Regions from separate parts of the Homo sapiens genome. Here regions 2, 3, 4, 5 and 6 are each linked to region 1. The links are chromatin loops, found by intact Hi-C in ENCODE. Cell type or tissue: PC-3. All regions are shown on one strand. Links, peaks and the distances in the headings refer to the core of each region. The heading gives the core; the rest is flanking DNA. Region 1 has its middle 18 kb from the start of C10orf55. Region 2 overlaps VCL (vinculin). Region 3 overlaps CAMK2G (calcium/calmodulin dependent protein kinase II gamma). Region 4 overlaps VCL (vinculin). Region 5 overlaps VCL (vinculin). Region 6 overlaps VCL (vinculin).

What was found. Peaks named below come from ENCODE experiments on the same cell type or tissue, not always from the same donor. Only the 100,000 strongest peaks of a DNase experiment are listed, where the experiment ranks them.
Region 2: a loop joins it to region 1, with 9 times the contacts of the local background. A loop is called at or near these places in 2 of 110 quality-filtered maps.
Region 3: it touches region 1 in a loop (7-fold over the local background); 35 of 110 quality-filtered maps call a loop at or near these places.
Region 4: it touches region 1 in a loop (8-fold over the local background); 41 of 110 quality-filtered maps call a loop at or near these places.
Region 5: a loop joins it to region 1, with 6 times the contacts of the local background. A loop is called at or near these places in 9 of 110 quality-filtered maps.
Region 6: it touches region 1 in a loop (4-fold over the local background); 9 of 110 quality-filtered maps call a loop at or near these places.

What each region holds. Positions count from the first base shown.
Region 1 is chr10:73,938,151-73,943,541 of GRCh38, forward strand. No RefSeq gene overlaps it. Among named protein-coding and RNA genes, the nearest start is that of C10orf55, 18 kb to the left of the region's middle. RefSeq lists an enhancer at 2,555-2,714. In PC-3, for the core only: CTCF peaks have their summits at 2,661 (motif pointing left) and 3,485; DNase peaks (open chromatin) are centred at 2,631 and 3,381; H3K4me3 peaks cover 694 bases; H3K27ac peaks cover 2,000 bases.
Region 2 is chr10:74,101,603-74,105,602 of GRCh38, forward strand. It overlaps VCL (vinculin), which reads left to right. Exons shown (of 22, transcript NM_014000.3): 15 at 2,218-2,326; 16 at 3,449-3,751. Among named protein-coding and RNA genes, the nearest start is that of AP3M1, 47 kb to the right of the region's middle. In PC-3, for the core only: CTCF peaks have their summits at 2,132 (motif pointing left) and 2,340; a DNase peak (open chromatin) is centred at 2,119.
Region 3 is chr10:73,845,983-73,851,373 of GRCh38, forward strand. CAMK2G (calcium/calmodulin dependent protein kinase II gamma) reads right to left here. Exons shown (of 23, transcript NM_001367534.1): 6 at 3,279-3,351; 7 at 3,031-3,133; 8 at 2,544-2,627; 9 at 2,006-2,100; 10 at 1,243-1,365. Among named protein-coding and RNA genes, the nearest start is that of CAMK2G, 26 kb to the right of the region's middle. In PC-3, for the core only: a CTCF peak has its summit at 3,223 (motif pointing right); a DNase peak (open chromatin) is centred at 3,259.
Region 4 is chr10:74,079,165-74,083,164 of GRCh38, forward strand. It overlaps VCL (vinculin), which reads left to right. Exons shown (of 22, transcript NM_014000.3): 7 at 3,290-3,380. Among named protein-coding and RNA genes, the nearest start is that of AP3M1, 70 kb to the right of the region's middle. In PC-3, for the core only: no CTCF peak of the experiment used is centred there; DNase peaks (open chromatin) are centred at 827 and 2,237; H3K4me3 peaks cover 1,111 bases; H3K27ac peaks cover 1,857 bases.
Region 5 is chr10:74,057,055-74,061,054 of GRCh38, forward strand. The region is part of intron 2 of VCL (vinculin); the gene reads left to right. Among named protein-coding and RNA genes, the nearest start is that of VCL, 61 kb to the left of the region's middle. In PC-3, for the core only: a CTCF peak has its summit at 1,778; DNase peaks (open chromatin) are centred at 225, 1,227 and 1,858; H3K4me3 peaks cover 675 bases; H3K27ac peaks cover 1,808 bases.
Region 6 is chr10:74,033,819-74,037,818 of GRCh38, forward strand. The region is part of intron 1 of VCL (vinculin); the gene reads left to right. It overlaps LOC124902455 (a long non-coding RNA gene), which reads left to right. Exons shown (of 2, transcript XR_007062197.1): 2 at 1-297. Among named protein-coding and RNA genes, the nearest start is that of VCL, 38 kb to the left of the region's middle. RefSeq lists an enhancer at 879-1,008. In PC-3, for the core only: a CTCF peak has its summit at 1,760 (motif pointing left); a DNase peak (open chromatin) is centred at 1,753.

The DNA of each region.
Region 1 (5,391 bases), core at 776-4,775:
ACTTTTCATTGAGTATAATATTTCTTGGTGGCCTGGACCATGAGGATGGGGGTGGAGAGTAGGCAGTGGACTGCGGGGGGGCATTTGGCTAAGGCCTCAGATTATGTAGGGCCTCAGATACAGACCTTAAATGTGTGGGGTCACACACCTGTCAGAGCTACATTCAGCCTCACTGTGCGGGATCAGGTGAAGACATGCATCCTAAACTTGCTACCATTACCAGCCCTATGGTGTGCTGTAAACTCATTATCTTCATATGGCTTGTGAATTGCTCTGTTATGTTGCATTATATATGTATATATACACATATGTGTGTATGGGACTCTGTGTGTGTGTTTGTTGTAAACCAAAAATAAAAATCTAAGGCTACCCCCACCATCTGAAGAGACTCCCTCCTCTTGGCCAGGCCACTCCAAAGTTAACCTGAACAACTGTTTTCAGGCCATGAGGGGAAGTGGGGGTTGGACCTGCCTCATAATGCCCTCCTGCCTTTTGGAATTCAGGAAAAGCTGACCAGCATTAACAACAACATAGACCTTAAGTCTGATAAATAACCTTTACAATCTATTCTCTCCTGAAGCCTGCTATCTGGAGGCTTCATTTGCATGATAAAACTTTGGTCTCCATAACCTCTTATCATAACCTAGATATTTCATTCTAGTGATAACTCTTTTAACCATTGCCAATGAGAATTTTGTTTGTTTGTTTGAGATGGAGTCTTGAGTGCAGGCTGGAATGCAGTGGTGCAATCTTGGCTCACTGCAACCTCCGCCTCCCAGCTTCAAATGATTCTCCTGCCTCAGCCTCCTGAGTAGCTAGGATTACAGGTGCCTGCCACTACGCCCGGCTAATTTTTGTATTTTTTAGTAGAGACAGGGTTTTGCCATGTTGGCCAGGCTGGTCTCAAACTCCTGACCTCAGATGATCTGCCCACCTCAGCCTACCGAAGTGCTGGGATTACAGGCATGAGCCACTGCACCCGGCCTAGAAAATTTTTTAATCTACCTATAATCTTGAAGGCTCTGTACCCCATTCCCCATTTTGAGTTGTCCCCCCTTTCTGGATCTAACCAATGTACATCTTAAATGTGTTGACTGATGTCTCATGCCTCCCTAAAATGTATAAAACCAAGCTGTGCCCCTACCACCTTGGGCACATGTTCTCAGGGTCTCCTGAGGGCTGTATCACAAGCTATGGTCACCCATATTTGGCTCAGAATAAATCTCTTCAAATATTTTACACAGTTTGACTCTTTTCGTCAACTCTCTCTCTCTCTCTGCGTGTGTGTGTGTGTGTGTGTGTGTGTGTGTGTGCCACCACACCCGGCCAACATTTTTAAAAATAATAATAAATAAAAAAAATAATAAAATAATAAAACGGGGCCAGGCGCGGTGGCTCACGCCTGTAATCCCAGCAATTTGGGAGGCGGACGCAGGAAGATCGCTTAAGCCCAGGAGTTCGAGACCAGCCTAGGCAACAAAGTGAGACTTTCTCTCTACAAAAAATACAAAATACAGCTTTGGGCATTTTTTCTTTTTTTGAGATAGGGCCTGGCTTTGTCACCCAGGCTGGAGTGCAGTGGGTCATCACCACTCACTGCAGCCTGGACCTACTGGGCTGAAGTGATCCTCCCACCTCAGCCTCCCAAGTAGCTGAGACTACAGGCATGCGCCACCATGCCCAGCTAATTTTTGTATTTTTTGTGGAGATGGTGTCTCATTTTGTTGCCCAGGTTGGTCTCGAACCCCCGAACTCAAGTGATCCTCCTGCCTCAGCCTCCCCAAGTGCTGAGATTATAGGCGTGAGCCACCATGCCTGGCTTTCTTTTACTCATTTATTTATTTATTTGGGTGTGGGGGTCACAGCTTTGACTTGCTAAGTATACACATTTGAGATATACCACACTTTCAGTAACTTTGTTTTGGCATTAAAAATCTGTATCTATCTATATCTAGAGCTTTGAAAGGGAAGTAATAAACATTTTTTTTTTTTTTGAGACAGAGTCTTGCTCTGTCGCCCAGGCTGGAGTGCAGTGGCTAGATCTGGGCTCACTGCAAGCTCCGCCTTCTGGGTTCACGCCATTCTCCTGCCTCAGCCTCCCGAGTAGCTGGAACTACAGGTGCTCGCCACCACGCCCGGCTAATTTTCTTTGTATTTTTTAGTAGATACGAGGTTTCACCATGTTAGCCAGGATGGTCTCGATCTTCTGACCTCGTGATCCGCCCGCCTCGGCCTCCCAAAGTGCTGGGATTACAGGCGTGAGCCACTGCGCCCGGCCAACATTTTTTAAAATAATAAAACGGGGCCAGGTGCGGTGGCTCACGCCTGTAATCCCAGCACTTTGGGAGGCCGACGCGGGAAGATTGCTTGAGCCCAGGAGTTTGAGACCAGCCTGGGCAACAAAGTGAGACTTTGTCTCTACAAAAAATACAAAATAAAAATAAAACGGAAGGAGTCTGGCTCAGTCTTCACCTCTGAGAAGGGTAAGGAGAGCTCCAAACCGGAGCCTGAGAGCGCCTGTCCCCACTGGGCACTTGGACTGAGCGTCAAGAACCGAGGGCGGCCCGTGGGAGTCTTCCTTCCGCGGCCCGGGCGCGGTTCTGGCTTCATCTGCATCGCTCTGGCGGCCCCTGCTGGGCTGGCGGTGAAAGGCGACCCGGGATGGGGCGGTGCCCCGAGCTCTGGCTGGAGTAGGAGACACTGCGTGGGGGTGGCCTGGTGGGCAGCACGAAGACGTTGGGCTCAAGGGGACTCAAAGAAGACAAGCTCTGTTTACCGCACGGTTGTTTATTGCCACGCTGTGGGCTAAGGGATTGTTCTGAAAGTGCTGCTGAGGAAGGGGGCAAGTCCAGGTCTGAGGGCAAGACTGCTGAGCCCAGGGAGGGAAATGTCCGATTGCTGGGTGGGAATTCATGACCCTATTTCTTCTCTTCTCCTTCCCGGCTCCACGTGGTGACCATAAAGGGCCTGGCCTCTCTGAGCAGGGCAGCCATCCTCCTCCGTGCAGCTGGTTGGGGTCATGAACTCTGATTCAGAAAGAGGGAGCAGGATTTCTTGCTAAGACCTCCTGGCCGAAGTCAAATTCTCTGACCTGCTTTTACTGAAAAGCCTTGTTCTGAGGGCATACAGGAGCCTCAATCAACCATTTAATAAAAATGCTTCCTCACCGTCCTCATGGTCTTTATCCCTCTGGGGTGGAAGGTAGGATTCAGGGCCCCAAACCTTTCCCTGAGCATACTGGTTACCCAGTGGGTCCTAGTGAGTATTTGAGATAAAAATAGCTTATGGGAGCCTGTGGCTTAGTGCAGCTGCCATGGCTAGTGCCTTGACCAAAGGTGGTATCAGGTGATTTGGAAAATAGAGCCTTTTGGGTCTGGCAAAGGCTCACTTCAAATAGACAGAGGTTTTAGTCACTGTGAGTCAAGCAGTTTATGCCACCACAGCTTGCTGGCGCCCCTTCACCCATTCTCATCCAATGTATTGCAAATGGAAACTTTAAACTGGAAAAAGCAGCTTTTTATATATGACCACTTTTTTTTAAATTCTTTTTTGAGACAGGGTCTTCCTCTGTCACCCAGTCTGGAGTGCCGTGGTACCATCTCGGCTCACTTCAACCTCCGCCTCCTGGGCACAGGTGATCCTCCCACCTCAGCCTCCCGAGTAGCTGGGATTACAGGTGTGTGCCACCACGCCTGGCTAATATTTGCTACTTTTAGCAGAGGTGGAGTTTCACCATGTTGCCCAGGCTGGTCCTGAACTCCTGGGCTCAAGTGATTTACCCACCTCAGCCTCCCAAAGTGCTGGGATTATAGGTGTGAGCCACCACTCCCAGCCATAGCCACTTCTTTATATATGGTTCTTCATATTTGTGTGTGAAGTTTTGAGTCCTTAGGTCGCTAGTGGTAGCAGCCTTCCCAGATTCTGTCATCTTTCTCTTGTTTTGTACATGACCCAGAGCCTATTAATAGGGAACCGTGGCCAAGCTAAGCCCTTAGGCTCACGAAGCAGGTTCAGAGGTCCCTGAGTCCTACCCTCCTCCACTCTCAGGCCCGGCATTGGCCTGACAGGTTGACTGCCCAGACCCTTGCCATGGCTGTGGATTCAGCCACCAGAGGGTGGTCAGTTTTACTGGTGGACAATAAAGGGGAATATCCGATTTGTAGTAATTGAAAAAGCCCATTTTCAGAGCAGTCTATGTCTGGGAATCAGGTTTGCTTTGACTCGGGGAGAAACTAGATTGTTTTGAAAAATGAATTTTAGGACCGGGCGCAGTGGCTCACGCCTGTAATCCTAGCACTTTGGGAGGCTGAGGTAGGTGGTTCACGAGGTCAGGTGTTCAAGACCAGCCTGACCAACATGGTGAAACCCCATCTCTACTAAAAATACAAAAATTAGGCGGGTGTGGTGGTGCGCGCCTGTAATCCCAGGTACTTGGGAGGCTGAGGCAGGAGAATCACTTGAACCCGGGAGTCAGAGGTTGCAGTGAGCCGAGATCGCACCACTGCACTCCAGCCTGGGCAACACAGCAAGACTCTGTCTCAAAAAGAAAAATGAATTTTAGTCTTGCAAACTGAAGAGCAGTGGAAAATGAAAGGTAACTGAGGGACATATATTTTAATCTTTTATTGTAAAACATGGCATAGAAAAGAAAACCACACAAATCAAATGTATAGCTTAATTTATTATTATAAGGTAAAACCACCCAGATTAAGAAATAAGGCCAGGCGTGGTGGCTCATGGCTCTAATCCCAGCACTTTGGGAAGCCGAGGCAGGTGGATCACTTGAGTCCAGGAGTTTGAGACCAGCCTGGGAAACATGGCGAAACCCCATCTCTACTAAAAATATAAAAAACTAGCCAAGCGTGGTGGTGTGCACCTGTAGTCCCAGCTACTCAGGAGGCTGAGGTAGGAGAATCATCTGAGCTCGGGAGGTTGAGGCCGTGGTGAGCCGAGATTGTGCCATTGCACTCCAGCTTGGGCAACTGGAGTGAGATCCTGTCTCAAAGAAGAAAAAAATAAAAAAATTTTCCAGCCTCCCCAGAAAACCTTCTGTGTGCACTGTTCAAATCACAACCCTCCCTCCTCCCACAAACCATCACTATCCTGAGTAATACAGCAATCAAAATGGATATTTTGGAGGACAGCTTAGACATATAAACCCAAACTAACTACTTTTATTTTATTTTATTTTTTAGACTGAGTCTCATTCTGTCACCCAGGCTGGAGTGTGGTGGTCCAATCTCAACTCACTGCAACCTCCATCTCCCGGGTTCAAGCAATTCTCCTGCCTCAGCCTGCCAAAGTAGCTGGGATTACAGGTGTGTGCCACCATGCCTGGCTAATTTTTGTACTTTTAGTAGAGATGGGGTTTCACCATGTTGGCCAGGCTGG
Region 2 (4,000 bases), core at 1-4,000, 160 kb after region 1:
TGGACTGCAGTGGCGCAATCTCGGCTCACTGCAAGCTCCGCTTCCCGGGTTCACGCCATTCTCCTGCCTCAGCCTCCCGAGTAGCTGGGACTACAGGCGCCCGCCACCGCGCCCGGCTAATTTTTTTTGTATTTTTAGTAGAGACGGGGTTTCACCTTGTTAGCCAGGATGGTCTCGATCTTAGTTTTGAAAGTAGAAAAAATTAGTAAAGCAATCCCCTTGCCACATACACACATAACTAGGAAAATATTTGGATAATCTTTTTTTTTTTTTTTTTTGAGGGACAGAGTTTCGCTCTTGTCACCCAGGCTGGAGTCCAATGGTGTAATCTCAGCTCACTGCAGCCTCCACTTCCTGGGTTCAAGTGGTTCTCCTGACTCTGCCTCCTGAGTAGCTGGGATTACAGGCACCCGCCACCATGCCCGGCTAATTTTTCTATTTTTTAGTAGAGACAGGGTTTCTCCATGTTGGCCAGGCTGGTCTTGAACTCCTGACCTCATGATCCGCCCACCTCGGCCTCCCAAAGTGCTGAGATTACAGGCATGAGCTACTGCGGCCGGCTTGGATAATCTTAAGAGGCTACTTTGTTTTGATTTTGGAGTTTATATCTTTTCTCCACATCTTTGTGAGAGTTTTTTTTTTTTTTTTAAATTGATCTGTTTCTATAACTTTCTTTTTTCTACTTATTGTGTAACAAGGCATGGCTAGTAAGTTTGGGAGCAAAGGAAGATTGGGAAAAAAAACCAAACTGTACAGTTATTAAAAGTTTACTATGTGATAGGTTTTCTTAAAAATATTAGCTCAACATTATTTAGTGTGATGTTTGTGCAATTTTTCTTCTATTCAAATTATAGAAAATTCATTATTTTTTCATTTATTTATTCAGACATTTACTGAGTGCCTATGATACATTCGAAACTATGCTAGGCTTTATAAATTTGTGATACTGGCTTATGTGTGAACTTGTGAGGAGATATGGGGGAAATAAACATGTCTCTGAATCATTAAACTTTTGCCTGTGTGGCGTGTTAATAAATTAGATCCTCTTGTCCAACTTTTTAACTTGTCCAACTTTTACACAATTTTTCATAAGCTACAAACATGTCTAACACTCTTTAAAAGCTCCCATAAAACATGGAACATAAAATACAATTTCAATATGAAACTGAGATTCCTAAAAAGGAGGAACAGGAATCTAGGCTTATAACACCAATTATAGATAAAATGAGGACTCTGGAGACAGATTTGGACTTGAGACCTCTGTGAGTTTTTTTTTTTTTCCGAGACGGAGTCTTGCTCTGTTGCCCAGGCTGGAGTGCAGTGGCATGATCTTGGCTCACTGCAACCTCCGCCTCCGGGGTTCAAGCGATTCTCTTGCCTCAGCCTCCCCAGTAGCTAAGATTACAGGCGTCCACCACCATACCCGGCTAGTTTTTTGTATTTTTATTAGAGATGGGGTTTCACCATATTGGCCAGGCTGGTCTCAAACTCCTGACCTCAAGTGATCCACCCGCCTCGGTCTCCCAAAGTGCTGGGATTATGGGTATGAGCCACTGCACCCGGCCGACTCCTCTGTGCTCTTGATGCTTAGTCTCTCATCTGTAAAATGGAGCTAACTCCTTCCTAATGGACTCTATTTGGATTAAGAATATGCATGTACAGCCTGTATCTTACCAGATACGTGGCAAATGTTAATCCTTTTTTCCCCAAATGCTGTAACTGACTGGCCAGGACCTCTTGAGCAGTCACTTAAATTTTCTGAGACTTGGTTTTTGCATCTCTAAAGTAGAGATATTAACTGTCCTGTCTCATGGGGTTGTTGTGAGGATTTTTTCTTCATATTATTCATAAATCAGTTTTGAGTACTTTTCGGTATCCTTCTTAATGGTGATTTTTAAGATGGAAGAGTTGACATCAAGTGTTTAAACATATGCCAGTTTTGTGTATGTTCTTCTGAAGTATCAAGTGGACACTCATTTACTTTGTCACTTTATTACCTTCTTAAAATCAGGCTGTGATGGTAAAACCTTCCTGTGAAGGGCCCATTCTGGGGAGCTGTTTATTGAGACCAAACCTCATGTATTCAGCCTGAAAAGAGACTTGCCACTTTCTGGCTTTACAGTGCCATCTGTAGGTAAAGAGGAGAAAGCTTGGCTGAAGGTTTGTATCTGGAGAGCAAGGGTGCTCTGGTGTTTAAAGGTGTTTTGTCATTGTCAGGTGGTCTCGGCTGCTCGTATCTTACTTAGGAACCCTGGAAATCAAGCTGCTTATGAACATTTTGAGACCATGAAGAACCAGTGGATCGATAATGTTGAAAAAATGACAGGTAGAGTTTTCTATACAAATCTTGTTGTCTAATCCATGAAGAATGAGTTCTGAGAAATTGGAGCGGGACTGGTTCTGTTACTCAGCTGTAATTGGATAAAGGGCCGGTCACGTGCTGAGCAGTGTACTTGGCTCTGCTTAAGGCTGCTGAGCAGTGGCGGCTTCTCATTCAAGCCTTGCAACTTTGTCAGAAGAGAGACTCTTTGAGTCTCTTTTATTTTAATGCTGCCCTCCTGGCGTGATGTTTATTGTCACCACTCCTATCTTCTCTTTGAATAGTGTCTTTGCCCAGTCCGAGCCCGAGTTTGGTTTCAGAGGCTGGGAGGCGGTGTTTGTGGATACAGTAAGTGTCCCTGTCATTTTCAGTGGGTTCACATTTCAAGGAACCACAATAGCTACCATTTAATACAACTTGTCTCAAAGTTTCCTCCAACTTATCAACTACGTAGTTTTTTTAAAAAGGAGAAACCAACCACCAGCAAACCTGTGTCTGTGCAATTGAAGTGGCACCTCTGAATCGTCTTCATTCTCTGTAAAGGGAGAGATAGGAAAGAAGGAATGAGGAATGTAGGCTTTTTGCTGTCCCTGCAGAACCTGCTGTGACTGGGGTCCATGGCAGCCCGAGATGAAAGTGGAACTCCTGAGGTGTCTGAAGAGAGGTAACAGGAATAAGAAATAGGCTGTTAGGGTTATTGGAATCCTCCGCATGGCTCATCTTGAGCACTACAAGCTGCCAACAAGCAACAGATGGCTGGGGAGTGAGAGGGACAGGGAGAAAATATTATTCACAGATAACGTGGTGGTGATGCAGTGATGGTTTCAGACATATTCCTTGTTTCCTCCCGATGTTGCATTTCTGGTTGTCTGGGGTGGATACAAGAAGGCTGGCAACCACGGTTGGTATAAATGCTGCAAATCCAGATGGGCTTTTGGGCTATGTCCTCACTGTTTTTTTTAACTGTGGTGTTTACCTGGAAGCTTTTGATTATGTAGGAAGAGTTTGAGCTGAAGAAGAGAATTCTGGATGTTATACTTTCTCATGAGAAGTTTGAGTGGATAACAGTGTTTTGGAGTTTCTGTTCTTCTAAATTGAAACTAAATTCCATTTCTGTTTTCCTAACAGGGCTGGTGGACGAAGCCATTGATACCAAATCTCTGTTGGATGCTTCAGAAGAAGCAATTAAAAAAGACCTGGACAAGTGCAAGGTAGCTATGGCCAACATTCAGCCTCAGATGCTGGTTGCTGGGGCAACCAGTATTGCTCGTCGGGCCAACCGGATCCTGCTGGTGGCTAAGAGGGAGGTGGAGAATTCCGAGGATCCCAAGTTCCGTGAGGCTGTGAAAGCTGCCTCTGATGAATTGAGCAAAACCATCTCCCCGATGGTGATGGATGCAAAAGCTGTGGCTGGAAACATTTCCGACCCTGGTAAGCAATGCATGGCACTATGTCTCACCTCCACTGAGAGGTTAACTCAGGAAAGGTCGTGAGGGAATATGTACCCCACAACCACCACATACAAAGTCTGGGGGCAAAAACTATAGACACTTAGTTTGAGAATGCTAGATTAATCTTTTTCCATCCAAGTCTCTGCAGTTATCAGCAGGCTTGTTGTATGTTAGTTTTTCTGGACCAACTTCTCTGTGCTTTCTTTTTTTTTTGAGACTCTCACCCAGG
Region 3 (5,391 bases), core at 781-4,780, 92 kb before region 1:
AATCATAGCTCGCTGCAGCCTCAAACTCCTGGGCTTATGATCCTCCTGCCTCAGCATCCCCAGCAGCTGAGACTACAGGCACATGCCACCATGCCTGGCAATTCATTTCCTCACAACTTCCAAAGTGTTCTTAAATGCAAATTTCATTCTTCTTTAAAACCCTTAAATGATTCCCTATGTTTTCAGAATAAAATCCAAACTCCTGAGGCAGAAACTTGTATGTCAGGGAATCTTTTGCCCCATTCTCTTGCATTCTGATATTTGCAGCCTCATCGACAACCAAACAACTCAACATTCCTTCAACTCACCATAGTTTCCCATAACCTCTCACTGTGCTAAACTCTGTCTGCAGGTTAACGTTCTGAGGACCTCGTTATTTGCCAAGAACAAGCACAGGGGTGTCACCTCCTCCGTGCAGCCTTCAGTAACCCCACCACCCACCAGGAACAGTAGGAGCTCCTGTACTCTCATTAGATTCTTGTACCTACTTGTCACATTGTAACATGACTGCCTGTTTGAGTGCCTGTCTCCCTAGATGATCTTTTGGGGCAGGGACCATGCCTCATTCATCTTTGTATCTCCAGCACCCAGACGGTAACCAGCACCAAAGAGGTATTTAATAAACACAGAATGGACAGATAAATAATGCCTCGTGGTTGTCAAGATGCCTAACTCTACCAAATCCTCTTCTTTGTCTGAAAGTTGATATTTCAGCTTGAAAGAATTGTGTATAAAAACAGAGTACGTCAACCCACACTGATAGCCTAGAGGACTCTCCTAGGACTTTAGCGCAGAAGCTTTATGCCTCAGCTTTTATGCTTTTAATGACTCAGAAACCCCTTCTGTTGATTTGTTGGATCTTGGTCACCACTCCAGTGGAGTTGAGATCTGAGTATGAACCCCAGCTTGGGAATTCACTTTGGGTTTTGCCAGCTGCTTTCTATCACCGGCTACCTGGAGTCCACAAGGGTCAACCTGAGCCCTCATCCAAGAACAGAACCAATCCCAGCCTGACAGCCATGAGTGGGGGAGAGAGGAGCAGTGGCCCACCAGCCCCATCAGCCTCCCGAGTCTCCCTGGTGACATTTATTGACCCTGGCCCTCAACAGTCCTCTGCCCGCCTGCTCAGTTATTGCTTGGGGCCCAGAATGAATCTCTGCTGGTAAGAAGGAGGGGGTGGTGCCGAGGGCACACAGAAGGCTGACACCCCTGAGCTCCTTGGCCACTAGCAAAGACACTTACACAGACCCACGGGTGCTTGAGAGCCTGGTCAGCCGTGATGCGCTTTGCTGGGTTTATGGTCAGCATCTGGTTGATCAAGTTCTTGGCTTCAGGAGTTACCGTGTCCCATTCTGGTGATGGGAACTAAGGAGCAGGAATAGGGAGAAGAATGTGGTATTGGTGAGCTTCATACCCTGCAACACTGGTTCTGTCTTCAACTCAACTCCTGTAATTGGGATACTCTGTGGTACCTAAAGCTGTGACTGGCAGAGTTGGAGAAGCCCTGCGGCTATTCCAGAACCTGTGTCAACTTAAAGACTTGGAAAGACAGACAGAACAGTCATGTTTAGAATGCCAGAACATCAGATTAGAGCGGGAAGGGGACTCCAACATTCTCTGGTTTAAGCCCAGCTCTATACTTAGGAGGGAACAGAGGCTCAGCAATGTGTCCAAGGTGCCACTGCAGTGGAGGGAGTCTCCAGGCCTTTTGTCCCTGTGTTACACAGCACACCAATGAGGCCGCTCCATTCTTTGCAAGTAAAGATCAAAGGACTTCAGTGGACTCCTCAATTTTAGTTATGAAGAAGGCTGTGCAAAAGAAAGTTGCTCCCTGGGACATAGAGTGGCAAGAATTGGGCCCTGGATGCCCATTCCTGGGTCCTCAAAGTCCCCTGACACCCCCGTATCACGTGACACACTAAACAAGCCTGCTCCCTTGGACAGAGCCCGAGGAGCAAGGACATCTGCCCTTCCTGGCCTGGCTGCCCGGCTCTCTGGTCCTTACATCATAGGCTCCAGCCTTGATCTGCTGATACAGCTTGTGCTGATCCTCATCCCAGAAGGGAGGATAGCCCACCAGGAGGATATACAGGATGACCCCTACGAGACAGAACACACAGGTCATGGGGGTCAGTCGCCTACTTCCCTGAGGAACCAAGAAAAACCATGCAGGGCTCAGAGCCACCTAGAAAGGCAGGGGCCATACCAGAGTCAGAAGTGGATGCCAGCCGATAATGCTATGCTACCAGCCCCTCCTGCTATGCCTCACACTTCACGTCACCAAGTCACACCAGGGATTTCTTTAGGCACAACCCATCCTCTAAGGCGTGGGCAAATCCCTCTCCAAGAAGGATACAATGTCATCCCAGAAGTACGCAGGGAGGAGGGTGTGATGGGAACAGCCATCCCAGGGGCAAACACCATAATTTCACATACACCAGGCACGTGTGTGACCTGCAAGGAATAGCGATGCCTCTTTCTTGCCATCATCGGAAGTTGAGGGCCCTTAACAGCGAAAAGCTGAGAGCGTGGAATGGGCTTACCGCAGGCCCAGATATCCACAGGTTTTCCATAGGGATCTTTCCTCAAGACCTCAGGGGACAAGTAACCTGGGGTGCCAGCAAAACCTGTAGCAAAAGAGAGGGCAGAGGCATACTGAACCCACTTTCTCTCTCGTTAAATCCACACCAGCCATTTCCCCCAAGTCCCATCTTATTCCTGCTGCTTTTGCTACATAAACTCTCAGCACATGGGCAGCAAGAGCTGACAGGCTGGGCTTCTTGTAGCGCCTGGAATCTGAACCAGACGGCAAAGCCGTATGCCTACCAGGAACTCCAGCTCCTTCCCACAGGCAGCAAGAAAGCAGTGCTGACAACAGCTAGACTTACTGTACTGAGTCGCGTACGGCCAAGAGAGATCTCGGAGGCCAGGACCATTAAGGGTCTGGCTTCTAGTTCTAATAGAGGAAGGCAGATCAGGAAGAGGAGGAAGGGCGGGGGCTGCATTCCGGGAAGACAGGATCACCCTTACCAAACCAAGCCTGCTGCTCTCCCTGTACTTCGATGGCTAGGCCAAAATCAGCCAGCTTGACGGCGGCACCCTTGCATTTACTCGCCAGCAGCAGGTTCTCAGGCTGCAGAAGAAACACAGAGAACCTTGTGAGCACCCACCCTGCAGCCCAGAGGAAGCCTAGTTTGGGCCTACGCAGTACCACTATCTGGCACCAGGTGGCGCCAACACTTCATGAGCAGAGGCACGGAGGGGAGCCTGGGTAGTACCTTCAGGTCCCTGTGGACGATGTCATGCTGGTGGATGTGGTTAACACTCTCCAGAATCTGATGTATACAGTGGCTAAAAAAGCAGAAGGAAAAGAAATGTTAGCGCAGGGTTAAACCACCTCATCCACATCCACAACCACATGCTGCAGACTAAGGCATGTGACAAGGGGCCACGGATTCACAGAGAATCACTTAACGGCCACTGGAACCTTAGACTCTGCACATCATCTTGTTCAACCTATTTAAAGAAAGAGGAAACCGAGGCCCAGGCAGATGCAATGGTTTTTCTAGGATCACCGCTAGAACGGGTTCCTCTCACCCCCTTTTGACTGGAAAGGTCTAACACAACCAACTCATTTCCAAGAGATCAGGAGACAGCCCAGAATCCTGAGGAAGAAGAGAGCATCCAATCCCTTCCTTCTTTCTCTTTCTCCATACAGTAACTTTGTTCTTGGAGAAGAAGCTTGTGCTGGCAACTTAGGAAGGAGAGTCCAACTAAACAACCTAAGCTACTTTGGCGGTGGGTGCACTCATTCATTTCCCTAAATGTTTATTGAGTGCCTAGGATAATGAAGATGGACAAGACCCAATAGCTGCCCTGAGGTCTGGCATCCAGTAAGGCAGCTAAAACAAGTACAAAGATACCTTTAAGAAACAATGTACTTAAGAGCTTCCAAACAGGGCATTTAAGGAGCACTTCTGATGATTTTGCGTAGAGAAAAAAACCCAAAGTTATTTTATTATTTTATTTTTGAGACAGGGTCTCACTCTGTTGCCTGGGTTAGAGTGCAATGTCGTGAACACAGCTCACCGCAGCCTTGACCTCCTGGGCTCAAGCAATCCTCCCACTTCAGCCTCCCCAGTAGCTGGGACCACAAGCATGAGCCACCGTGCCCAGCTAATTTTTGTATTTTTTTGTGGAGACAAGGTCTCACCATGTTGCCCAGGCTGGTCTTGAACTCCTGAGCTCAAGTGATCCACCCACCTTGGCCTCTCAGTGTTGGGATTACAGGCGTGAGCCACTGCGCCCAGCCACAGTCACACACGTAAATCAGACTGTCCACATAGCAAACCATCCTGCCATCCCTGTCATCAAACTCCTGACAGGGAGCGGGGGCAGTCTAGAGCAGTGGTTTTCAACTGGGAATGAATTTGCCGCCCGCCCCCCCCCACCGCAGGGGACATTTGGCAATGCCTAGAGAAATTTCTGGTTGTCACAACTGGAGGAGGGGTGCTCCCAGCATTTGGTGGGCAGAGGCCAAGGATGCTTCTAAATGTCTGCCACAATGCACAGGAGAGGCCTCACAACAAGGAAGTACCTGGCCTAAAACGTTAGTAGCACCAAGGCTGAGGAACTTGGCCTAGAATATAGACCCCCGTCATCAGGCACTATCTGGTATATTAAGCACATCTGCAGAGCATCCCAGTGTATGGGGCTGGGTGGCCTGGACTTACTATTCCTAAAATCTGATGCTGGGGATGCCACAAGAACCAAGGGGTCGTACTGGGTCCCTGGGGGCTGAAACTCGGGCCTCCCCATAGGACACAGCCCAAGAGTGGGCCACAGAAACTTTAAGACTGAGCTATAGAGGCGAGTCTCCACAGAGATGTATAATTAGAACAGAGCCGGGCTAGCAGGGAGCGCCTTCTGGCCAAAAATGGCAAAAGTGCGAAGTGTCCCAGCAGAGCCAGGCCAAGCCCACTGGTACAGTCACCCCCCCTCAGGGCCCCCTCCCTATAGCTCTCCCTCCTCCCCGCAGGCTCCCTGAGCCATCACTGCCTCCTCCGTCCCAGAGCCTCGTCCTCCCCTGCTGGCACTGGAATTCATCTCCCCACTTGAGAATTCTTCCCGAGGCTGAAGCATCTGAAGTTGATCAGCAAACATTGGCCTCTCAAGGTTGAGAAATTCGTGAGGAAGCTGCACTCCCCCACTCTCCAGAAGCAGCCAGAGCTGCCACATAAGCCAGATAAGCTGCAGGCAGGATGATCAAAACCAGGTTGTAGGGACATCACCCTCGAGAAAAGCAAGGCTGGGGGAAGAGCCAAGGCGGGAAAGGCAGGCTGAACAGGCGCCTGAGAGCGTGGGTGAGGGAGGCACCAGGGATTCCAGGGA
Region 4 (4,000 bases), core at 1-4,000, 140 kb after region 1:
GGCACTGTATTTTTTTCATTTAAAACATGAATTCATAAGAATTTTATGTTAAGAAGGAGCATAACATGGTGGGGGAGGACCCAGATAGATTCAGGCCAGCTGTCCCCAAAGCCACATGACTAGACCTGGTCTTTTTATACTTCACTCTTTCAACACCCACAAACCCCCTGAAAAACAAACCAAAAACAGATAAGAAATTGGTAGAGACTTTTCTTTTTCCCAAAGTTGAGCTTTTACAGAGAAGAATACTCAAATGAAGGTGCAGTTTTTCTCTCTTCTATTTCATATCTGAATTATACTGACCTGAAATATACAGACCTACATGACAAGGTTTAGCAAAATGGTTTGTGGTACAAAGCATGGCTGACCACAAGGGTTACGATTATTTTCACCCTTTATAAATATATCCCCAAATTGACTTCTGTCCTAGTTGTCCAGTGAATTTGTTTATGTCATATTCATTGTTTGTATACTTACATGCTTATGACAGAATTCTGTCAATTCTATAATAAATATTGCCTTTCAAAAGAAATATATATGAAAGTCTTAGGAGAAAAAAATTCCCTTAGACATGTTTGTTTTTACTAGATATGACTAACATAAAATGGTTACTTATAACCTACTGTTTTCCAGAAAGAATTTAAGATGGCTCTTTCAGTTATTGTTTTAAATCTCTGAAATTGTCTAAAATTAATGCTGTTAAAAATTTTGGTAACTTATTGAAAGTCGCAGTTATTAAATGCAGCTTCATTCAAAATTGGCTATTGGTTCCTTTTAGGGGAAAATGAACATCTCTTAATTTTAACTTCTTGACGGTGTCACACCTCCCACTGAGCAGTAAATTACTCACTTCCTGAGAATTACATTCTTTCCTTGCAGTACTGGCCATTAGAGCTTTATTAAGGAGAAAAAAAGAAATGATTTTTGAGGATGCTGAATAGACAAAAACTATTTTTTCCATTGTGTTTCAAATCATTTTTGGGCATTGGAGAATAAAAGCAGTCATTTTTGTTAGTGTAGATTATGAATTTGATTTCTGGAGCTTATTTTCTCTGCAGTATTAACCAAAGTCAAAACTGACAAGGCAGAGATTTGCTGACTATTGTTGGAGATTAGTAGAATCTTTAGCAACTCTCCTTGGTAAAAGAAAAAAAAATCTTGTTTCATTTGATAAGCAATGAGGTTTGGAGTCAACAAACCTGAGATCAAATTAGGTTTGTAGGAGTCAGTTCCTGTTTCTTAATTTGTAGTATTATTTAAATGACATTTAAATTTGAGATTCAATGAGGTAAGGAGGGGGAAAGTAGCTAAAACAGAACCTAACATGCAGGGAATGCATATTAAATTCAATGCATGTCAGTTGAATTTAGTTTCCTAACTAGTAGCCTTTAATGTTAGAGTAGACATAAAAATTTCTGACCTTCGTTTCCCTTTGAATTTAGATTTTTGAAATGTAATAAATACCTATTGCTTTTCTCACTGAAAATAAAAGTGTGTTAGGAAAATGGTTTAACAGGTTTTAAGTGAAATATTTTTACATTGACATAATTATTCTCCAGGATGTCCACACACTTCCTAAGTAAGAGTTTGTGATTAAAAGAAAACCTATGCCTAGATAACTTGTGTTAGATCCTGAAGGCTACCCAGTTCTCTGAGGTTAGGAGTTGCCTGGCCTCAAGTCTTTTAAAAAGTTATTGATTCAGGCCTTGCTAATTTGGAATTAAGCTAAAGTTGACCTTTGCATTAATTTTGAAGGCAACGTTTTCTGCACAAATTAATTTAAGACATGATAGGAGAGATTTGCTGATATTCAAACCATTTGAGAATCAAAGCACTTAAAAATACCACATATCTTCTTCTAATTACAAGTGGATTTTGAAATAGATCCTCTTATGATTCTGCCTTTTATTGACAGCTACCATGGTTACATATAACTTGATAATAAAAATATTTTGTTTTCAATTTTTTTGGTAATTTAGTTCACTTCTTTTTCATTGCTATAGCTGAGAATTTGCTATTTAGAGCCTTAGATAGCCAAGGATTCAACAGGAGAATCATCTGTGTCTGTTTAGAAGGGGAAGGAGGGATTCCGACAGTTGAGAGATCTGTCTTTTGAATAGGGGGCTTTGGAACAGTTGTGGACCTTGAGCCTAACTATGGGTGCTGCCAATGCTTATTTGTGATAGTGCTGTATCTTTTTTTGAATTGGAAGTGGGGATGCTCCTGGTGCCCCCGTGTGGAAAACTAGTGGTGCAACACCTTTAAGAACCCCAGTTGTGCAGGATTGGAAACTGAAGGAAGCTAGGACATTGCCTAGAATTTTAGAGGTTAACTTTGTGCTTTGATGGCTTAACTCTGTAAGAGTCAGTTTCCTACAGCAAAAAGGAGGATAGATGGTCTTTGAAGATGCTAAATAGAGACTTAAGAGATGGCTGGTGTTATATTGTTCTCTGTGTTTTTATGTGTTTAAAAAAATTTACGGAAATACTTAAATACATTTAAAGTGATTAGTCTGTTGTTTCAGCTTCTCCTGGTGTATCCTGGGAGATTTTATGCTAGTTTCCTGATAGTCCTCGTGAATCCTGGTTGTAAAAAATAAGCTGAGACCCATTTATTCTATCCTGCATCTTCTTCCAGGTGAGGGATAGTAAGGGAACTAAGAAGGAGGAATAGCAGGGAAGGTCAGAAAACACTTCTAAATTATATTACTTTGAGGGGTTTATTTGTAGAATTAAAATTAAACTGCTAGATTAACATTTTCAATTGTTTCTTCCAACCAGTAATTCCAAGTTTTTCAGGTTAATTGAATATAGTGAAATATCATCCAGTGTGTGCATTTCAAAACAAGATGTAAAAGAACTGTGATTTGTGGCACCACATACTAACGAGGCTTCCCTGAGGTGGGAAGGGCTTTGGCAAGGCTGCAGTAGATGAATGTTGACTAGTGGAAAGGCTGACAATGAGGCATGTGACAACAGGGCTTTTTCCTGCTGAAGACATTAAACATATTCTGGCTTGAGCAATTTTACCAGTTTTCACAGTTTTAGCAATAGGGAACCCAATTCCACTCTGTTTAGCAACAGAGTAGAATTAACTGAATATTTGCATGCAAGATGCTGCATTTTGACAGAAATGAGAATTGTGGTGTGGTGACAATATTTTTAAGGCCTTCGTAGGACTGACTACCTTAGCTATGTATGTTAATGCTGTAACTTCTTCTCTGTCTTACGTTCTATCATGGTATCTCAACTTTTGCAAAGAAAATAATGGTGGGATTTCTTCCCAAAAGGACACTGAAGCCATGAAGAGAGCATTGGCCTCCATAGACTCCAAACTGAACCAGGCCAAAGGTTGGCTCCGTGACCCTAGTGCCTCCCCAGGTAACCCTCTAGTTCTGCTTTTCTGATCAATACAACGAGAAGCTAAAAACCAAGCAAATGAAAGAAAGAAATTTTCCCATAATCTCATCATCTGAGAGAACTACTGTAACATTATGGGGCATACCCCATTATCTGATAGTTCTGAGTAACTGAAGCAAGTAGTAGGCCTTACAAGGATGAAGGGAATAGATTCGATCACCTCTAATCACGGAGGAGTAAGTCATACTGAGCTGGGCATTCTTTGCAAAATTTTTGGTTCTCCCCTTCCCTGAATCCAAAAGGTAATTATTTTGAATGAAAGTTCTTCTCTTCCAGTTCCCATTGAGCAGACTTCCATTTATGTCAACAGAGTTCTTAATTAAGCAGATTAAATCATGATGCCAATGAGAATTGGAAAGTTGACTGTATAAAGATAAGACCCAAATAGGTTATTGAACTAGGCTTTATTGATTTTCTAATCTAATATTTATTCTGTTTTAGATTAATATTTGAATGAATGTGAAAAACCTAAAGTAGGTTGGAGGTGCTAAATACTATTAAATTGTTAGAGTCTGTTTTCATCATCCATATTCTTACCACAAGCTACTTAGTATCTCCAAATAGATACAGTTCCAAGTATC
Region 5 (4,000 bases), core at 1-4,000, 120 kb after region 1:
CCCTCAGCCTCCTGAATAGCTGGGGCTACAGGTACATGCCATCATGCATGGCTAATTTTTTAAAATTTTTCGTAGAGATAGGGTCTCGCTACGTAGTCTAGGCTGTTCTCAAACTCCTGGGCTCAAGCAATCCTCCCACCTCAGCCTCCCAAAGCGCTGGGATTATAGGTGTGAGTCACCATCCCTGGCTCTATTTTTATTATTTAAAAAAAAATTATATGTATATATAAATTCCAGTGAATTGATAGAGGCAGTACTTCCTATTTGAAGCATACTAGAATGGCTGAACTCTCAGTTGCTGATGCCTGAAATTTTATATTGGAGTTCATTCCTTAGGTTAACAATTTAAATCTTAAATATCTAATGAAGGGATAATTTGGGGGGCCTTAGCAGTCATTTTCACTTAGATCTTTGTCTGAAGGTAGGTTCTTAATATGCGGGAAGGCAGAGAGAGCTTGAGGGCCTGCCTGTACCCCAAACCCCTGTCTTCTCACTCAGGCCTTATATTATGAAGGGTCTGGACTTTAATATTATCTTCAAATAAGGCCATGTATGTAGTCACAGGAAAAAAAGAAGTTTTAAAAGATGTTGTTCATGGCCAGGTGTGGTGGCTCACGTTGTAATCCCAGCACTTTGGGAGGCTGAGGTGGCCAGATTGCTTGAGCCCAGGAGTTCAAGACCAGCCTGGGCAACATGGCAAAACCCCATCTCTATTAAAAATACAAAAAATTACCTGGGCATGGTGGCATGCACCTGTAGTCCCAGTTACTCGGGAGGCTAAGGTAGGAGGATCACTTGAGCCCAGGAGGTCAAGGCTGTGGTGAGCCGTGATCGTGCCACTGCACTCCAGCCCAGACAAAAGTTGATCATGCAATTAAAATATTAAATGTAAGCACTTAAATAGACCACCATTTTTATGAACCTGTTTTGGCATTTCTTCATTTTTAAATATGATGGACTTCTCAGACTGGGAAGTGATCTATGCCTTTCTTGATGTCTGAAAGACCCTGACAGGATGGGAAGGGAAGGGAAGATCTCAACAAGGGCTAAGAAAAGAGGAAGAATAGCCCTGACAATTGATTTTGCCTGCCACATAATTATACTGGGGCCAGACTGGTTGGAGATGACAGTGAGGGAGGTGCTGGGTGCAGTGGCCAGGTGGAGAAAACCTCACTGACCAGATTCTCATGTTCTCACTTCCTTCCCTCCACCTGTTTCCTTCCCATCTCCCAAGTGTCGTCGTAGCCTTGTTTGATCAGATATGTTTGTGGGCTCTGCAACAAGCTCTCTCTCTCTAATACAGGGATCGTGGTATGTAAACACCTGTTTCCTTGGGTGTGCTCCAGGAACTGCGACCTCCATGAAATAAAATTTTCAAGTGTTCTGTTCCATAGTACTTCACTCTTAGGCAAACAATGCATCTTTTTGACAGTATTTATAACCTAAAAGGCTATACTGTCTAAGATCAGTTTTAATTTTTTTGTTTTTATTAAAACAGTGAATGTGATATGAGTTACTTCCACTCCTCCCCAACTTTTTTTTTTTTTTGGTGGGAGTGAAAGTTGAACGTGAATGTTTTCAAGTGCTTTCCAGTTTTAATTTATGGACCATATGTCTAAATAGACTTAATCACACCATTTCCTTTATATTATTTTGTCTAAAGCTCTCCTTTCCACGGCCACTAAACCAGTGAGCTGACATAGGATGACTGCTTTTTACAGAAGTAGATTGAGATTGTTTGGCTTTAGAGTGAGCTACCTGCACTTTGTGATGGTAGACTGCCCTCCCTAGTCCAACTAGACCGATTGCAAGTGCATGTTATTTCTCACAGAAAGGGTGTGTGTGTGTGTGTGCGTGTGCACGTGCGTATGCGTGAGAGAGAGAGAGAAAGAGATCTACTGGAAAAAGAGCTCAAAGAGATGCTGCAAAGAGAATCATCTTTATAAGTAGTGCTGAACTTCTCAAGGCAGGAGCAGTGTAGTTACCTTCTCCATCGCAACATTCCTAACCTCTTAGGTAAAAATGACTCCTCCAGGCCAGGCACGGTGGCTCACACCTGTAATCCCAGCACTTAGGGATCACCTGAGGTTGGGAGTTCGAGACCAGTCTGGCCAACATGGTGAAACCCCATCTCTATTAAAAATACAAAAACTAGTTCGGCATGGTGGCGCATGCCTATAATCCCAACTACTGGGAGGCTAAGGCTTGAGAATCACTTGAGTGTGGGAGAGGCAGAGTTTGCAGTGGGCTGAGATCGCACCACTGCACTCCAGCCTGGGTGACAGAGCAAGACTCCACTTCGAAAGAAAAAAAAAAAAGAAAAGAAAAAATCTCCTCCTGCTTTTGCACCCATACTTTTTTTTTTTTTGAGACGGAGTCTCGCCCTGTCACGAAGGCTGTAGTGCAGTGGTGCCATCTTGGCTCATTGCAACCTCCACCTCCTGGGTTCAAGCAATTTTCCTGTCTCAGCTTCCTGAGTAGCTGGGATTACAGGCATGTGCCACCACGCTTGGCTAATTTTTGTATTTTTTAAGTAGAGATGGGGTTTCACCATGTTGGTCAGATTGGTCTCGAATTCCTGACCTTGTGATCTGCCTGCCTTGGCCTCCCAAAGTGTTGGGATTACAGGTGTGAGCCACCGCGTCCAGCCTGCTGGACATACTTCTAAAGACTGATTTGTACTTGTCTCCTCCTACCAAGGTTCCTCTTAGGTAAGGACTTTTAAAAAATATTCCCATTTCTAGGAATCATAGCATGTAATAGTTCCTCAATATATTAGATGAATAAATATATGAAAGAATTTAAAGGAATTTAAGATTAGTGACTCTGCTGGGCACAGTGGCTCACGCCTGTAATTCTGGCACTTTGTGAGGCAAGGCAGGAGGATCACTTGAGCCCAGGAGTTCAAGACCAGTCTGGACAACATAGGGAGACCTTGTCTGTACAAAACATAAAAAATTAGCTGGGCATGGTGATGTGCACCTATAGTCTCAGCTACTTAAGAGGCTGAGGTGGGAGGATCACTTGAGCCCAGGAGTTCAAGACCAGTGTGGGCAACATAGTGAGACCCTGTCTCTACAAAAAATATAAAAAATAAAAAATTATCTGGGCATGGTGGCATGTGCCTTTGGTCTCAGTTACTTGATAGGCTGAGGTGGGAGGATGACTTGAGTCTGGGAGGTTGAGGCTACAGTGAGCTGTGATGGTACCACTGCACTCCACCCTGGGTAACAGAGCGAGACACTGTCTAGAAAAAAAATTTAGTAACTCACTTTTTCTGGATATAGTCTAAAAGAACCCTTAAAAAGGACTTGCAGGCAGAGTGTGGTGGCTCACACCTGTAATCCCAGCATTTTGGAAGACCGAAGTGGGTGGATCACTTGAGGTCAGGAGTTGGAGACCAGCCTGGGCAATATGATGAAACCTCATCTCTACGCAAAATACAAAAAAAATTAGCTGGGCATAGTGGCGCATTCCTGTAGTTCCAGCTACTTGGGAGGCTGAGGCAGGAGGATTGCTTGAGCCCAGGGAACGGAGGTTGCTGTGAGCTGAGATCGCGCCACTGCACTCCAGCCTGGGCAACAGAATGAGACTCTGTCTCAAAAAAAAAAAAAAAAAGAAAAAGAAAAAGAAGAAAAAAGACTTGTGGTAGTCTTTTTATAATCTCTAAATGGATTTTCCTCTTCTTTGGCATACATTTAATCTTCTTGGTTAGTGATAATTGAAATCACATGGAACTGAGGAATTTGTGCTCTTTTTTTCTTACAAAATAATTACTCATACTCAAGGTCTTCTCCTAAATTGTCTCAAATTAGAGTAGGTGGTAATTCTGGGAAGAATGTATTAGAGGGTCATGAGTGAGCATATTTCGAGATCCCATAAGGCTGTCATTGGTCCATTTGATATATAGCATAAGATTTTTTTTCTAGCAATTTAGGTTGAAGATTCAAAGGGAGAGAGAAGTACTAGTTGATTGATTTAAATTATCTAATTAAATATT
Region 6 (4,000 bases), core at 1-4,000, 95 kb after region 1:
CCTATGTTACCAATTGACCCAGTCACTTGAGCCAGGGGCTGGGAGCCATCCTAGATTTCTGTCTCACCCTCCACATGGAGTGTCATGTGGCTGCCTTTTTTACACCTGCCCTCTCATCTCCATTCACACTGCTGCTGCTTCTGCTACAGTTAATCTGTAGTTTATCTTTCACTAAGACTGTAAGCTCCATGAGATCTGGGGCCATGTGTGTTTTCTTCATCACTGTCTGTAATGCTTGGTACATTGCATGTTATGTAAGTAATATTTGTTGATTGAATAAATGAATTCACAAATGAACTTGTCTTCCGAGTTTTCTTCGCTCTGATCCATTCTTGCTGCTGAATTTTTCTGTTTGAAATGCAGACCTAACAATGTCTTTTACTTAGAATAATTAAATAATTCCCCATTGCTTAGAGGATAAGTCTATTGCATTGCATACAAGGCCCTCCATGATGTGGCCCCTTTCTGCTTTTCCAATTTCCTGTCCTCTCCACATCTCCTCTCTACCCAGTACCCCATTTTCCAGCTATGTTTCCTGAGCTGGCCATGCTTTCCCATATCTTGCCCTATTAACTAGAAAGCCCTCCTTTTTACCTTGAATTCCATTACTTCTGGAGAACTCTTATTCTGCCTTCCTAGAGTTTCTCTTCCTCTGTGAAACTTCCTGTACCTCACCTACGCAGAGCAGAAACTTGGTTGTAACTCTACTAGAGCATGCATTACACTGCATTGCCTTATTTGTTTAAGCATTTGTCAACGAACAACAAGGACTGAGTCTCACTTTTGTATCCCCATCACACAGTGACAGACACAGTGCCTCCCACATGGGAAGTACTCATTAAGTGCTTGATTAAATGAATAAGTTGGAAATCAGAGTAGATTAGAGAGTTTTAGTTTTTCTGGATGTGGCCTCTTAAACACTGAACTCTGGCTGGCCATCTGTGAATGATGTACAAAGGATATCAGTGAGGGGTGGATGGATCACAAGTTCATCACCACCCCAGAAAAACAATCAAAAGCATTGCTGATGATGGGTCACTTACATTATTATTATCCTTGTATGACTGAGGCCTGGTACTGGGCACAGCTGCAATCAGAATGGTTGTTCAGTATAATGGATTGATCAGGCTAACTGTTATGCCATGACATTGATTTGAGCCACAGTAAGTACAGGCAAATGGGTACACATTCTTAAGTCTGGTCACAATCAGTTGGTCACAACCTATTGTCTAAATACATTAAGAACATCTTCCTACCACATTTTTAATGTAATGTTCTTTAGTTACGACTTACATTGTACAAATAAGTAACACAAGTCTTCTCAGCTTTGTTTTGTCTTTCTGTTTTCTTGTACTTAGTCTAGCTAAGGGAGACATCTACATTAACATATTTTTTAGTCTAGGTAGTGACTTGAACCAGCCAACCTTTTTTTTCTTTCTTTTTTTTTTTTTGCTGGAAAGAAACCAAATCTCTCTACATTACCAAACCAAATCGAGTAGATTGTGATGAAAGGAGTAATAATAACAACAGCAGAAGACAAAAGGCCTCTCACATAGAATTTTGAACTAAAGTCACATATTGAACAAAGGATATTTAAATTAACTACTGAACAAAGTAAGAGCTCTTCAAAAGAAACAGAGCTCCCTGCCAAGCCCCCTAAAAATGCCCCCAGGCCTCTTATTCATTCACTACCATTATTTCAGTTTATATCTAAAGATGTTTTATTTCTTATCTCATTCTCTTCCCACCACCTAGTGGACACATAGTTGGCACTTACTGCTTGTTTATTGAATTGAATGGAATCTAGCCCCAAGAGTTAAAAGCTATTCTCTGAAGAAGAAAATAAAAGAGAAATAATTTTGTCAGTGAATAGAAATAACAAGTCTGAGTTTCTCTCGGCAATGGAATAAAGTTAGGAAGGGATAACACGTACAGTTGGCTCTCTGTATCTGTGGGTTCCACACTTCTGCATTTAGCCAACTGCGGATTGAAAATATTCAGAAAACAAGGATAGTTGCATCTGTGTTGAACATGTACAGATTTTTTCCTTGTCTTTATTCCCTAAACAATACAGTATAACAACTATGTACATAGCATTTATATTATATTAGGTATTATAAATAATCCAGAGATAATTTAAAGTATGTGGGAGGATGTGTGTAAGTTATATTCAAATACTATGCTGTTTTATATAAGAGACAAGCATCTGTGGGTTTTGGTATTTGAAGGGGGTCATGGAACCAATTCTCCATAGATACCAAGAGACATGACTATATTTATTATAAAGTTAGATTACTCCAAAAGGGTTGTTTTTAAATACTGACCCAGAGAAAGCTAATTAGACTATAACTAAGATCTGTTTGTTCTTTTCTCTGTTTTTGTTTTTGTTTTTTGTTTTTTTTAGACGGAGTTTTGCTTTTGTCGCCCAGGCTGGAGTGCCATGGCACGATCTCGGCTCACTGCAACCTCTGCCTCCCAGGTTCAAGTGATTCTCCTGTCTCACCCTCCCGAGTAGCTGGGATTACAGGCGCCCACCATCACGCCCGGCCAATTTTTATATATTTAGTAGAGACAGGGTTTCACCATGTTGGCCAGTCTGGTCTCAAACTTCTGATCTCAGGTGATCCACCCGCCTTGGCCTCCCAAAGTGCTGGATTACAGGCGTGAGCCACCGTGCCCAGCCACTCTGTTTTTTTTTAACCCTTTAATCCATAGGACTTTTTTCAGAAGGAATAAGATCTATTTTAAGGCATAAAAAAAATGAGGCATCAGACAGATGTGGTGGCATGCACCCGTATTCCCAGCTACTTGGGAGGCTGAGGTGGGAGGATTCCTTGACCCCAGCAGTTTGAGTCCAGCCTGGGCAATATAGCAAGACCCCATCTTAAAAAAAAAAAAGTAAAAAAGAAGCATTTGTTGATTCTTACTGACCTGTTTGCAAAGTTGTAGTCTACATTGGGAATCATATTTCTCCATACTAAGTTGACCTCGAAGAATAACATTTTCCCACCAGCTATGAAGATTCCTGTTAGTTAACAAAAGACATTTTGTGAATTAATCCCTTTCTTGTTTGTTCTACTTTTTTTCTTTTTCTTTTTTTTTTTTCTTTTGAGATGGAGTCTCGCTCTGTCACCCAGGCTGGAGTGCAGTGGCCCGATCTTGGCTCACTGCAAGCTCTGCCTCCCGGGTTCGCGCCATTCTCCTGCCTCAGCCTCCCGAGTAGCTGGGACTACAGGCGCCCGCCACCACGCCCGGCTAATTTTTTGTATTTTTAGTCGAGACGGGGTTTCACCGTGTTAGCCACGATGGTCTCCATCTCCTGACCTTGTGATCTACCCACCTCCTGACCTTGTGATCTACCCACTTACGCCTGGGATTACAGGCGTAAGCCACCACGGCTGACTGTTCTACTCTATTTTTATTTGGAAAAGATGGGTGCTATGGAAATTTTCTGTTTTGATGGTGACAGGAGAGTACAGGAAAATGCATTTTCTGTCATCAATGGGTTAATGGCTTAAAAATTAAAGATTTGTCTTTGGTTCTCCTAGACAGGCTTTGCCAGTTGTTCTCAAATAGGACATACCTTTCTGCTTCTGTAGATCTTTACAAAGTGGTTCTTTGGAAGTTCTCGACTTGTTATTTTGGTGATAGAACACTAAATTGTAAAGATCTAGAACAGAGGATGACAATCTTTGAATAAATGGGCAGGTCAAGGTAACATAATCCTCTCTGCCTTCACTTAGCATACAAAGTCCTGAACTAACTGAACTTTCCTTTCTAGCCTCATTTCCTCTGCTGAAGCCACACCAGCGTGTCTTTCTAGTCCTGGCCTCCTTGTACTCGCATATCTGACTGAACCTTCTTTGCCTGTGCTCTTCTCTTTGTTTGGGCTGTCTGATTCTTCTCTACTGGGCAGCTTCTCCTTTCCAGGCCTGGCTCCTTTTTTCTAAAAGACCACATAGGAAAGGAATAAATGAAGGTTATAGTAGCTGTGTGAAGA